Linked DNA regions of Homo sapiens: region 2 is linked to region 1. Evidence: read pairs that join two places in POLR2A ChIA-PET (ENCODE). Cell type or tissue: PC-3. All regions are shown on one strand. Each heading gives the region's core, and the rest is flanking DNA. Links, peaks and the distances in the headings are about the cores only. Region 1 has its middle 17 kb from the start of LINC00237. Region 2 has its middle 61 kb from the start of LINC03083.

Region 1 (5,391 bases), core at 250-5,249:
TATAGTATACTATATATAGTATACTATATATGTATAGTATACTATATATAGTATACTACATATACATATGTAGTATACTATATATACATATATACTATATATAGTATACTATACTATACATGTACTATATATATACATATACTATACTATACATGTACTATATATACATATACTATATATATGTATAGTATACATATATAGTGTATACTATATATGTATAGTATACACTATATATGTATATAGTATACACTATATAGTATATATGTACTATATATAGTACATATATAGTATATATACACTATATATGTACTATATATAGTATATATGTACTATAGTATATATATACACTCTATATGTACTATAGTACATATATAGTACATATATAGTATATATGTACTCTATATAGTATATAGAGTACATATATAGTATACATATATATACACACCCACACCCACACACTATATATGTAGAGAGAGAGACAGAAACAGAGATAGAGACAGAGAGACAGACATAGAGATAGAGACAGAAAGAAGTTATTTGGGGGCAGTATGGATTATGAATTAAAAATTTGACATCATTCTCTTCATGTCATTTTGCAACTTGTTTTCGCTTAACAGGATCTTGGCATTTTTCTTTTCCTTCTTTCCTTGCCACTATATGCCAACAGATCTCCCTTCTTCTAATCTGCTGCCTAGAGAGCCATGGCATGGATGTGCCATGGTTTAATTAAACATTCCCCTTTTGAATGGGTTCAGTTTTTTCTTTCTCTTATTGCAAACAGTGCTTCAGAGACCATTGTCAGACAGGTCTCTATAAATTTGTGCAAATATCTACTTAGAGTGGCTTGAGGAAGGACAAAGAAGAAGGACTGCTGTCAAATTTACCCTCCAAAAACATCATCCCAGTTACATCTCAATGGTAGCTTATGAAAGTGCCATTTCCCCATGACCTTGCCAAAATGAAACATTGTTGTTCACTTTAATTTTTGTCATTTGGAAAGGAAAGAAAAATTACATCTTGTTGGCATTTTAGTTTGCATTCCCCCAGTCTCTAGTAAAGCTGAACATATTTTCATGCCTTAATTCTTAAATTACCATTTCTTAACATTTATGTGCCCAGAACTATAATGGGCACTTTACGTGAACTATTTCATTTTATCTTCACAATTCATTCCTGATATAATAGTGAGGAACGAGCAAATATTTTTTCCCAGGTGACAGATGAGTAAACTGAGGCTTAGAAGCTAGGGAACTAGCGTGGATTCACACATCAAGTGTTTATGGCAGCAAACTCCTCCTGCCAATTAATTACACAGTACCTGTTCTCTTCTTCTTTAGTAAAATAATCCAAACTTTAAGGGGAGCAGCAACGTGTCCAGCTTCAAATTCATACCTCCCAGCCTTCCCTGTAGGTAGAAATGGTCATGTGATTACATTGTTACCAATGCATTACAGCTGCAAGTTGAGGGTGGAGCTGTTTCCCAAAAGGCTCCTTGAAAGTAGGAGTAGTTCTTTTGCCTTTCCCTTCCTCCTCCTTCCTCCTTCAGATGAGATGACTGAAACTGCCGCAGTCACTATAGGACCGTGAATAAAGGTGGCGTAGAAAGATAAAAAGAACCCGGGACATTGATAGCATCATGGGGCCTGTTCTCCTCCACCCTAGTCTACCTACGTCTAGAATTCTGGTTACGTGAGCAAACCCACTCTGCATTTCTGTTATTACTGATACAGTGATGGAGCCAGGATTTGAACCAAAGCTATGCTGAGTCATTCCTTCTCATCCAGGTAACACTCTCCACACAAACGCTATACTATTACTACAGAAGTCACCATCTGTGGCCAATAAAGACTGGAGAAATCTTGCTCCAGCTATTCTTTCTCAGGACAATTGGAGTTGCAAGTCTTGGAAGTAGGAATAATTTCAACCTCATAACAGCAATAGAAAAGGTAGTGCTTGTGAAAGATAAAAGTAGAAATAGCCTAACACAGCATAACTTTCTTTATTGATAGTATCTACACAGGGAAATGTGGATTTATAGAAAAGAACAACATGTCAAATGATTACAAACAGAAAGTTCTGATTCTGGCCTCACTGTTGTATTTGCTATTGACCTTAGAAAAATAACAGTTTCTATCTGTTTCCCTTTTCTTACAATGTTAATAAAATAGATCTTTGAGCCATGGGCTTGTGATGAGAGTCCAATGATGAAATATACATAAAAGCTTTTCCAAAAAAAAAATCAACATGTTCGGTGCTCTGAACCTGGAAGGAATCACTATACGAATACTGCATTCCTAGTGTATGTGTAACCCATGCACAGAGAACCCTGTGGTTATTATTATCAGATTGTAGCGACCCCAATTTTCTTCCTCTTTTTTAGCCATTAAGTAATAGGAGACCCCATGAGACACAGGAATAATGTCAGAATGGAGCAACATTGTCACAGTGAGGAGTAGGTGTGCCCGTGTATGTGTGTGCATGTGTGTAAGATTTAACCTTTTTCTCATTGAGTTTCATATATTTCATGCAAAGGATTGCTGAATATTCATTGATGTATCTAGTATCCACAAGTATGCTATTAGAAATGTATTATTTATCTATATTTTTGAAAGGTTGAAATAATTCAGTGTTGATCCTTTGCAAGATAGGTTTGCTACCTTTAAACTGAAGTGACAATAACACCCTTCGGTTTCTCTCAAGTTGTGCTGATATCCTTGATGTCTCTAACAAACCAGAGACTGCCTGTGAGAATCCTGTATGTCACCATTAAATTGAAAAAGGCTTGAAATATCAAAACCTCACTTCTGGTAGGGAAGGGAAACGAGAAAAAAGCAAACCGATGGTTATTCATGAATCACCCCGGGCCTGCCATGATAAATAACAGTGGCCTCTTTCTTCTCTTCGCTGGGCTCGTAATTCTCTCCCTGAAGGTGTTTTACCTGCACAGGAAGAATTGGGCTGGAGGGATGTCTAGTAAAAATGATTTTTAAAGCCTCTTAAAACGCAAAAGCCTATGTTTGGGTTATGAGTCATTCTTTTTGCATACAGCAAACAATGTCCAATTAATCTCAGCCGACTGGGGAGATGGGACTAAAACAATTTGCAATGTTTAGTCTGTGGTTTTGTGACAACCTAGTGATGTTAAGAGAAAATTAAATACTCGATAAAATAGCTTATTTGAAAAGATTACAAGCGAAGGCGTCTAGATTTGGGCTTCTCCTGCAACATTAAACATGAGGATTCACTGTCCAAATATGGGTTCCGCATATAAGGTAGGAAATATTTATGCCATTTCCACATTAAAAGGGTAGCATATTATTTGTAATGAAATACAGCAATACAAAAATAATCAGTCAAAGTGCAGCTTCAGTGTGTTTTTATGTAGACGTCTGAATGTCTTTCCATTGTTTCAGCAGAGAGCTGCTGTTTTCTCCTGCGCTGACAGGCAATGCTATGTGATATGTTGGCAAACAATTTTACTGTTTTCCTCTCTCTTCTTATGAACGATATTTATAGACTCCGAATTGCATTTGGTTCCGCTTTCCGACACAGTTATCTTCTTGGGCGTGGATTAAATGAAGATCTGGGTGTTGAAAGACATTTACATAAGTGCTGTTTGTGAACAGGAAGGCCAGTTCTTCTATTATCGCCAGAACATTTAAATCTTAATGACTGGCATTGTTGTCTAAAAGACGGTGTTTTTCCTGCTGAGAAACTGCATTAGATTCAAGAAACGAAGCTCATTTCCATTCTCTCAGCAGTCTTCTCTAGAAATGACATGCAGTGCTTGAAACTGTTTATTTCCAAATTCAGGCCTCCCTCGCATCAGTCATCAGCTTCAATTACCAGTTTTCCGGAGCCGAGCCATCAGGCAGTCTGACACCGGGGTCCGGCCTAATTCCCACCTTCTCCAGAGTCAAGAGCATAATGTGCGGATGAAAAGGTGCAAAATAGCTTGGACTTCATTAGCATGCAGGGCCTGGCTGTTCATTTGCCGGCTGCGGATGGAAGTTCTGACACTCGGAGCTTGCTGCAAAATGAGAAAAGTCCTCTTCAGGGGAGATGAGGTCCTTGGTGGTGAGGAAAGGTCATCAAAAAGACAGCCGCTGCCCTTGCTCCCTGCTCTCCATGACTGCTTATTGATTCCAGGAACACCTCATTACACGCCGGATCAACATATTATTGCCATGTTCTGGGACTGAATTGTTTACAAGTGTCTTTATCGCCAGCAAAGGCCTGCCCGGAGATGCATGACTACACTCATTTGGCTGTGACCCGCCAATTATGTGTTATCCGATATGTTGCTGGGTATCTTGATCTTTGCCCGGGTCTTCTCCTGGCATCAACACAGTCCCATTTACTACTTCTTTCTAACCACTCTTTGGGAAAGTAGCCATTAGCCTGTCAGTGTGTAAATGTGCGTGTGTGTGTGTGCGTGTGTGTGTGTGTGTGTGTGTGTTACCTCTGCTACAGGAAATCTGAGCATCGATGCTCCATTGCTTGCTATTCATGAGGTGCATAATCATTTGGGGGAAAGAAATTCTCACTCACACTCACACACACACACCTTTTTTTATGGCATCCAGGGTAACCCACACAATTTGCAATCAGTATGCACAACAGAGAGCATAATGCAGCTTGTTAGCAGCTCCCTCTGCTTACATATAGGCCCGACGAGAGAGCCGTCATATTTTATTTGGGCATAGCTACTGCAAACCACTGCACAGGACCATTTTAATCTTTCATTACAGACACTTCTATGGCTCCATAAAAGAAAGAGTGGACTAGCAACTTGATTAAAAACTTAGTAAAGAGATTGTGCAAACCCTCCCATCCCTGAAAAGTGGAGCCACAGCCTTAGTTTCTTACTGACGCCACTCTGCAATGCAAATGTGACTTCCATTTCCCTCCAATGGTGACTACTGACATAAATTTAATGATGCTGAGAATTGACAACTTCTATTAATTTTTGTGAATATTGCTTGGAGAAGGTTTAACGACTCCACCAAACATTAGGACCGTCTCAACCAAATACTAAAAAGGGGTCCATTTCATTTACATTTCCTGTTGCCATCAAGAATGGCTCTTTAATGAGTTTTCCGCAGCAGGATGTAGAGACACAGATGCCAAGAAACTTGCCTTTATTTTCTTGGAAGCATATATCCTTGGCAATGGGCACATATTAATATGATGAGTGAACTGAAACTCAAGAATCTAACTGCCTTCAGAAAAGTGACATCTGTATGCACATTCATTTCCAGCAATTTCCCAGATTTCTTTGGTATTTGTCTTTCTTTAATTTTTTCCAGGTATTTTTTTTCTCTTTCCAATTTTGAGAGAGGAGTTTTGTAAAGATACTGAGTTCTTTTGGTTCTTTCCAAAATCCCTTAG
Region 2 (5,391 bases), core at 281-5,280, 58 kb before region 1:
AAAATGTATCAGTGAACTTTAGGAGAGTGATTTCATAATTAAAATAACAAGACCTGAAAACCTGCCACTCAATTATTTATTCTCTTCATGTCCTGATTATCTTTTTAATTTGCAAAGGCAGATTTTATTTGTTTATTTATTTTTTGGCCAGCCAAGAATGCCAGCTAGCCGCTCCGGGGCTACGTTGTGAACACTAGGAATGGTGTCCAATTATGTTAAGTTGGATTCAAATTTCACTTTTGAAACAACAACCAAAAAAATGCAACTGGGAGTGGGGTGTGGGTCTAACCTGGGTTCAGAAAGGTTAATGAGAAAACCACAAAATCCCACATCACAGTCTAAAGTTCCATAAAGAAACTGTCCTCTCTCACTCCACCCCCTCTTTCTTGTTTAATCTTGGGGCAAGGGAGGGTGATGTTGAAATTAACCCATTATGCTTTCAAGAACACTACATGCAAATTAAATGTGTTTGTTTTCCAAAATCTACTTTGTTTTCTGCCTTCCCCGCTACCATCTCTTAATAACTAAATTTCCCCTGCCACTGATAATTATAATTTGGGAGGGGAGTTAAGCCATGGCATTAGCCAGGCTCTATACGCTTCTTCACCCTGTGACCCAAATGTTGGATTAATGAGGACATATGGCCTTATCCTGCTGATAAAGCCTTGGGGTCAGCCTTGGAGGCCACACTGGCGCCCCTCCCTGGTGGTCCCTATTGTTCAGCCTCAGAGCACAGGAGATTACCCAACCCGGCCTCTCAGACAGTTGTATACCTGACCTTCTGCAGCAGCCTAAGGGGTAGGGTGGGTGGATGGGAGAGAAGCCAGAACCTCACAGAAAGAAGGGCTTTCCTCTCCTGCAGGTCCCCAAAGCCACCCAGCCTGAACCCTGGGGACCAGCAGCCCTGGCATCCAGACACAGGCCAGGCAGACCTCAGAAAGCCTCTCAAGGCAATCGCAGGCCTCAGGGCTGCCTGCTTATTTCCTGGGCCAATAACCACCACTACACACACACCCAAGGGGACACATGTGATTTCACTATGGCCTGAGGGACAAACGGACCAATGAGGCCTGAGGGGGGCTGATGGGAAAGGAAATGTCTCCCTTATTCTTTCTCCCAGTTGCTTCTTTCCACAATCTGGGATTTCTCCAAAGGGATCCTGGGGCCCTGGGCAAATCACACACTACATACTGCACCTGGATTCCTTGAGAGAAAAAACTCTTCATGTTTATGAGGCTTCCTGGTTTACAAGCTGCATTCACACCCATGAGCTCACTGATGTTGTATGGCACTATGACCATTTCTCCTACTTCACAGATGAGAAAATGAAAGTCAAGACAGTCTAAATGGCTGGTCCAGTATCCCACAGTGTATAACTGATGTGACTGGGTATGGTCCTCAGATCTCCTGGTCTGAACCTTCTACTCCTCCTAGCTCTTTCCTACTCCCCTATTTAAGAAAAGGAAAATAAAAAGGCTGCCTGCATCCTGACAAGTGAAGGGGCTTGAGCAAGAAACTCCGGCCAACAGGGCATAACCCCTTGATATATACACTCATTGCCCCTCTGAGGTCCTGATCCCATCCACAGCATAGAGGGCATCTCCCTCAAGACCCCCATTGAAGTACCCTCCAGCCTGCTTGCAAACGGATATTGAGTAGGTATGAAGAGGGTAGAAGAGGCAACTGACTCTTTCCAAATCTAAGAACATCAGATCAACAGGAAGATAATTTCTGCTTCCTGCCATGACAGCATGCCAAATTCCAGACTATCTCTTCCACTGTAGGCCACTAACAAAACTATTTTTAGACATTAGAAGGCAACACAAGACTGTGGCCCTGAGGGAAGAGAAACACACAAGGTGAGACCAATGATGGCCCAGCTGTCTACCTGGAGACACTGTCCAGACCACAGTACAGAGAGATGGAGACCAAACAGACCATGGTGGCTGCATTGAGAGGAGGAGTCAAACATCACAGTTTGGATCTGCTGACATGGCTGAAGTATGAGATCAGGAGACTGAAAAGGATGGAGTTGTGCACAAAAAGAGCTCCAGAATCTGCATAAAGATCCTCTTAAACCTTTGGCTCAAGACTAAATTGCACCTGTGCAAAGAAAAAATTCATGAGAACAATCCCTGGGGAGCTATGTGCTGGATGGGGATTCTGGAGTTTACAGAGGATAGAGAGACGCTGGAGTTCTAACAGCTAGAGTGGAGAGACATCAATGAATGTCCCAGGCATTGAGTCAATACTCCCAAAAAGCCACACCTTGGGAGTAGGACTCAACTAGAGGTCTAAAGTGAAGACTACTCTAGACCCACCCTAACAAAGTTCAAAAAACAAGCTTCCAAGGGATCAAACTCATTGGCAAGGAAATTAACTGCCTGCCAGAACTACACTCAATGCTCAACAAAATCCAGAACTCAAGGGCATACAATCCAAAAACTGTAGACAAGCAAAGTAGGGAAATGTGACCCATAACCAGAAGAAAAATGAGTCAATAGAAACGACCCAGAGATGACAGTATTTTTAGAATTAGCAGGTGAGGGCTTAAAGCAGCTATTACAAATATGTTCAAAGGATTTTTTTAATACCATAATCAAAAACAAACAGGGAATCTCAATAAAGAATGGAAATCATTTAGCAAAAAAAAAAAGAGTTATCCCAGCCCCATGGTCCACCAGGTGTCACACTGAACTGCAACTCACCCCAGCATGTACCTTCTTTTCACCTTTCTTGACCACAATTCACCTCAGTCCCCTTTGTGCACCCCACTTCCCTTTCCAAATTCCCAGTGCCATCCCCTCCCTTTCCTGCATCTGCTCATGTGTACAATTGACCATCTTTTTAAAGGCCAAAATAATGGGATGAGGCCCTTTCTTACAAGTGCCAAGAATGGGAATAAGAAGATTTAAGAAAGACATCTACTTCCTTTTCTTGTTGTCACTGTCTATGTGTAGTATGCCATGGTAGTTCAGCTCACAGACTGCCTGGGTGAATCCTGGCTCCACTGTTTGCAAACTACACAAATAGGTAGGGTGTATAATACCAGCTTCTATTACAAACAAAGCCTCACATCTCAGCGACCTAGCACAATAGAAGTTTATTTCTTAACCCTTCTGGACATTGTCCTAGGCAAAGAATTCATGACTAAGCCCCCAAAAGCAAATGCAACAAAAACAAAAAGAAATAAATGGGACCTAATTAAACTTAATAGCTTCTGCTCAGTAAAAGAAATAATCAGCAGAGTAAACAGACAACCAACAGACAGGGAGAAAATATTTACAAACTATGCATCTGACAAAGGACTAGTGTTCGGAATCTACAAGGAACTCAAACAAATCAGCAAAAAAAAAAATAATAATTCCATCAAAAAGTGGGCAAAGGTCATGAATAGACAATTCTCAGAAGAAGATGTCCAAACAGCCAACAAACATATGAAAAAATGCTGAACGTCACTAATCATCAGGGAAATGCAGATTAAAACCACAGTGAGATACCACCTTACTCATACAAGAATGTCCATAATTAAAAAGTCAAAAACCAATAGATGTAGGTGTGGATGTGGTGAAAAGGGAACACTTTTACACTGCTGGTGGGAATGTAAATTGGTACAACCTCTGTGGAAAACAGTATGGACATTTCTTAAATAGCTAAAAGTAGATCTACCATATGATCCAGCAATCCCACTACTGGGTGTCTACCCAGAGGAAAAGAAGTCATATGAAAAAGACACACGCACATGCATGTTTAAAGCAGCACAAGTCACATTTGGAAAGATGTGGAACCAACCTAAGTCCCCATCGACCAACAAGTGCATAAAGAAAATGTGGTGTGTATATATACGATGAAATACTACTCAGCCATAAAAAGGAACAAAATAGTGTCTTTTGCAGCAACTTGGATGGAGCTGGAAGCCGTTATTCTAAGTGAAGTAACCCAGGAATGGAAAACCAAATACGTATGTTCTCACTTGTAAGTGGGAGCTAAGCTATGAGGACACAAAGACACACAGAGTGACATAGTGGACTTTGGAGACTCAGAGGTGGGGAGGCTGGAGTAGGGGAGGAATAAAAGGCTACATATTAGGAACAGTGTACACTGCTCAGGTGCACAAAAATCTCAGAAATCACCACTATAGAATTATTCATGTATCCAAAAGCCATTTGTAACCCAAAAGCTAATGAAATAAAAATTAATTAATTAATTAAATTTTTAAAACCGTTTATTTCTTGCTCACACAAAATCCAAAGTGGATGTTTCTGGTTGGGAGGTGCTTTCCATGTGATCATTCAGGACTCTAGTTTCCTTGCATCTTATGGCTGCACCATTCCCTGGGCCTCAGACTCCTCGTTGGGCCCTCTGCAGTCAGCTGCCAGATCAGGGCAGAGCATGCGGAGGATCGTGGAGGAGGCTTTCACAGCCACTTCTGCACATAGTCCATTGGTCAGAACTGTCATGTGGCCACATCTAACTGCAAAGACAATGAGGAAATATATTCTAGCTAGATGCTCAAGAGGAAGAAAAAAATGGGCCTTAGCCATCACATAGCTGTCTCTGCCTCACTGTGAAAACCTGGGGAAGTTACTTATCTTTGAGCCTCAATTTCCTTGTCTGTAAACAGGCATAGAAATGATACCTGCTTCAGGTATTATTCAGGGGGCTATCGTGATGGTTAAATGAGACAGTCCATATGAAGCAATTAGCAGGAGGCTGGAACATAGTAAACATTTAAGAAACGTTGCCTATTACAATTATTACAACATTTGCATTTAATTAATTTCTCCCCACCCATGAAGTGTTTCTAACATGTGGGCCTAAACCAGGGGTGCTTTAACTTTTGGACATTATGTTGTTTTTTAGTCAAGAAGTAGTAAAACATGAATTATTATATATGCATTGGCCCTCTATATAATAGGATTTTCATACCCAACAAGATCTTTTTACTTAAAAAGATTTGAGAACTACAGCCCTAAAGGACCTGGAATGCTCTTTTGTACACAGTGGGTGATTAATATGTTGAATAAATGGGGTTTCTTGCCACCTCTCTTTTTTTTCTTCCCTTACTTCTGCTTCCTGGTCTCACTTTTGCCTATTCATCCCATATTCCATACCTCCACCACTATCAGCACCGCCACACACACACGCACAACACACACACACGCACGCACACGTGTTGACAGCCACTTAACCTCCTGATCTTCGCTTGGGGTGTAGACAGCCCTCCACCCACCCAGCCCAGTCCCGCTGTGTCCTGCAGCCTCAATACACAACCTCCAGGCCCTGCAGCCACTTCAGGGTCTAACAAAACCCCAACCCCCTTGCTAGGTTCCTCAGAGGCTCTAGAAAAACAAGCCAGCTACGCTCACTCATACTTGATAGGGAACGGCC

The links. ChIA-PET counts read pairs that join two places held together with the same protein. Peaks named below come from ENCODE experiments on the same cell type or tissue, not always from the same donor. Only the 100,000 strongest peaks of a DNase experiment are listed, where the experiment ranks them.
Region 2: POLR2A ChIA-PET joins it to region 1 with 5 read pairs; 2 of 35 experiments call an interaction of 5 or more read pairs at or near these places.

Annotation. Positions count from the first base shown.
Region 1 is chr20:21,086,626-21,092,016 of GRCh38, forward strand. It overlaps a transcript of LINC00237 not described here. Among named protein-coding and RNA genes, the nearest start is that of LINC00237, 17 kb to the right of the region's middle. RefSeq lists an enhancer at 3,304-3,855. In PC-3, for the core only: no CTCF peak of the experiment used is centred there; a DNase peak (open chromatin) is centred at 2,976; H3K4me3 peaks cover 1,605 bases; H3K27ac peaks cover 1,209 bases; H3K27me3 peaks cover 2,528 bases.
Region 2 is chr20:21,028,804-21,034,194 of GRCh38, forward strand. No RefSeq gene overlaps it. Among named protein-coding and RNA genes, the nearest start is that of LINC03083, 61 kb to the left of the region's middle. In PC-3, for the core only: no CTCF peak of the experiment used is centred there; no DNase peak of the experiment used is centred there.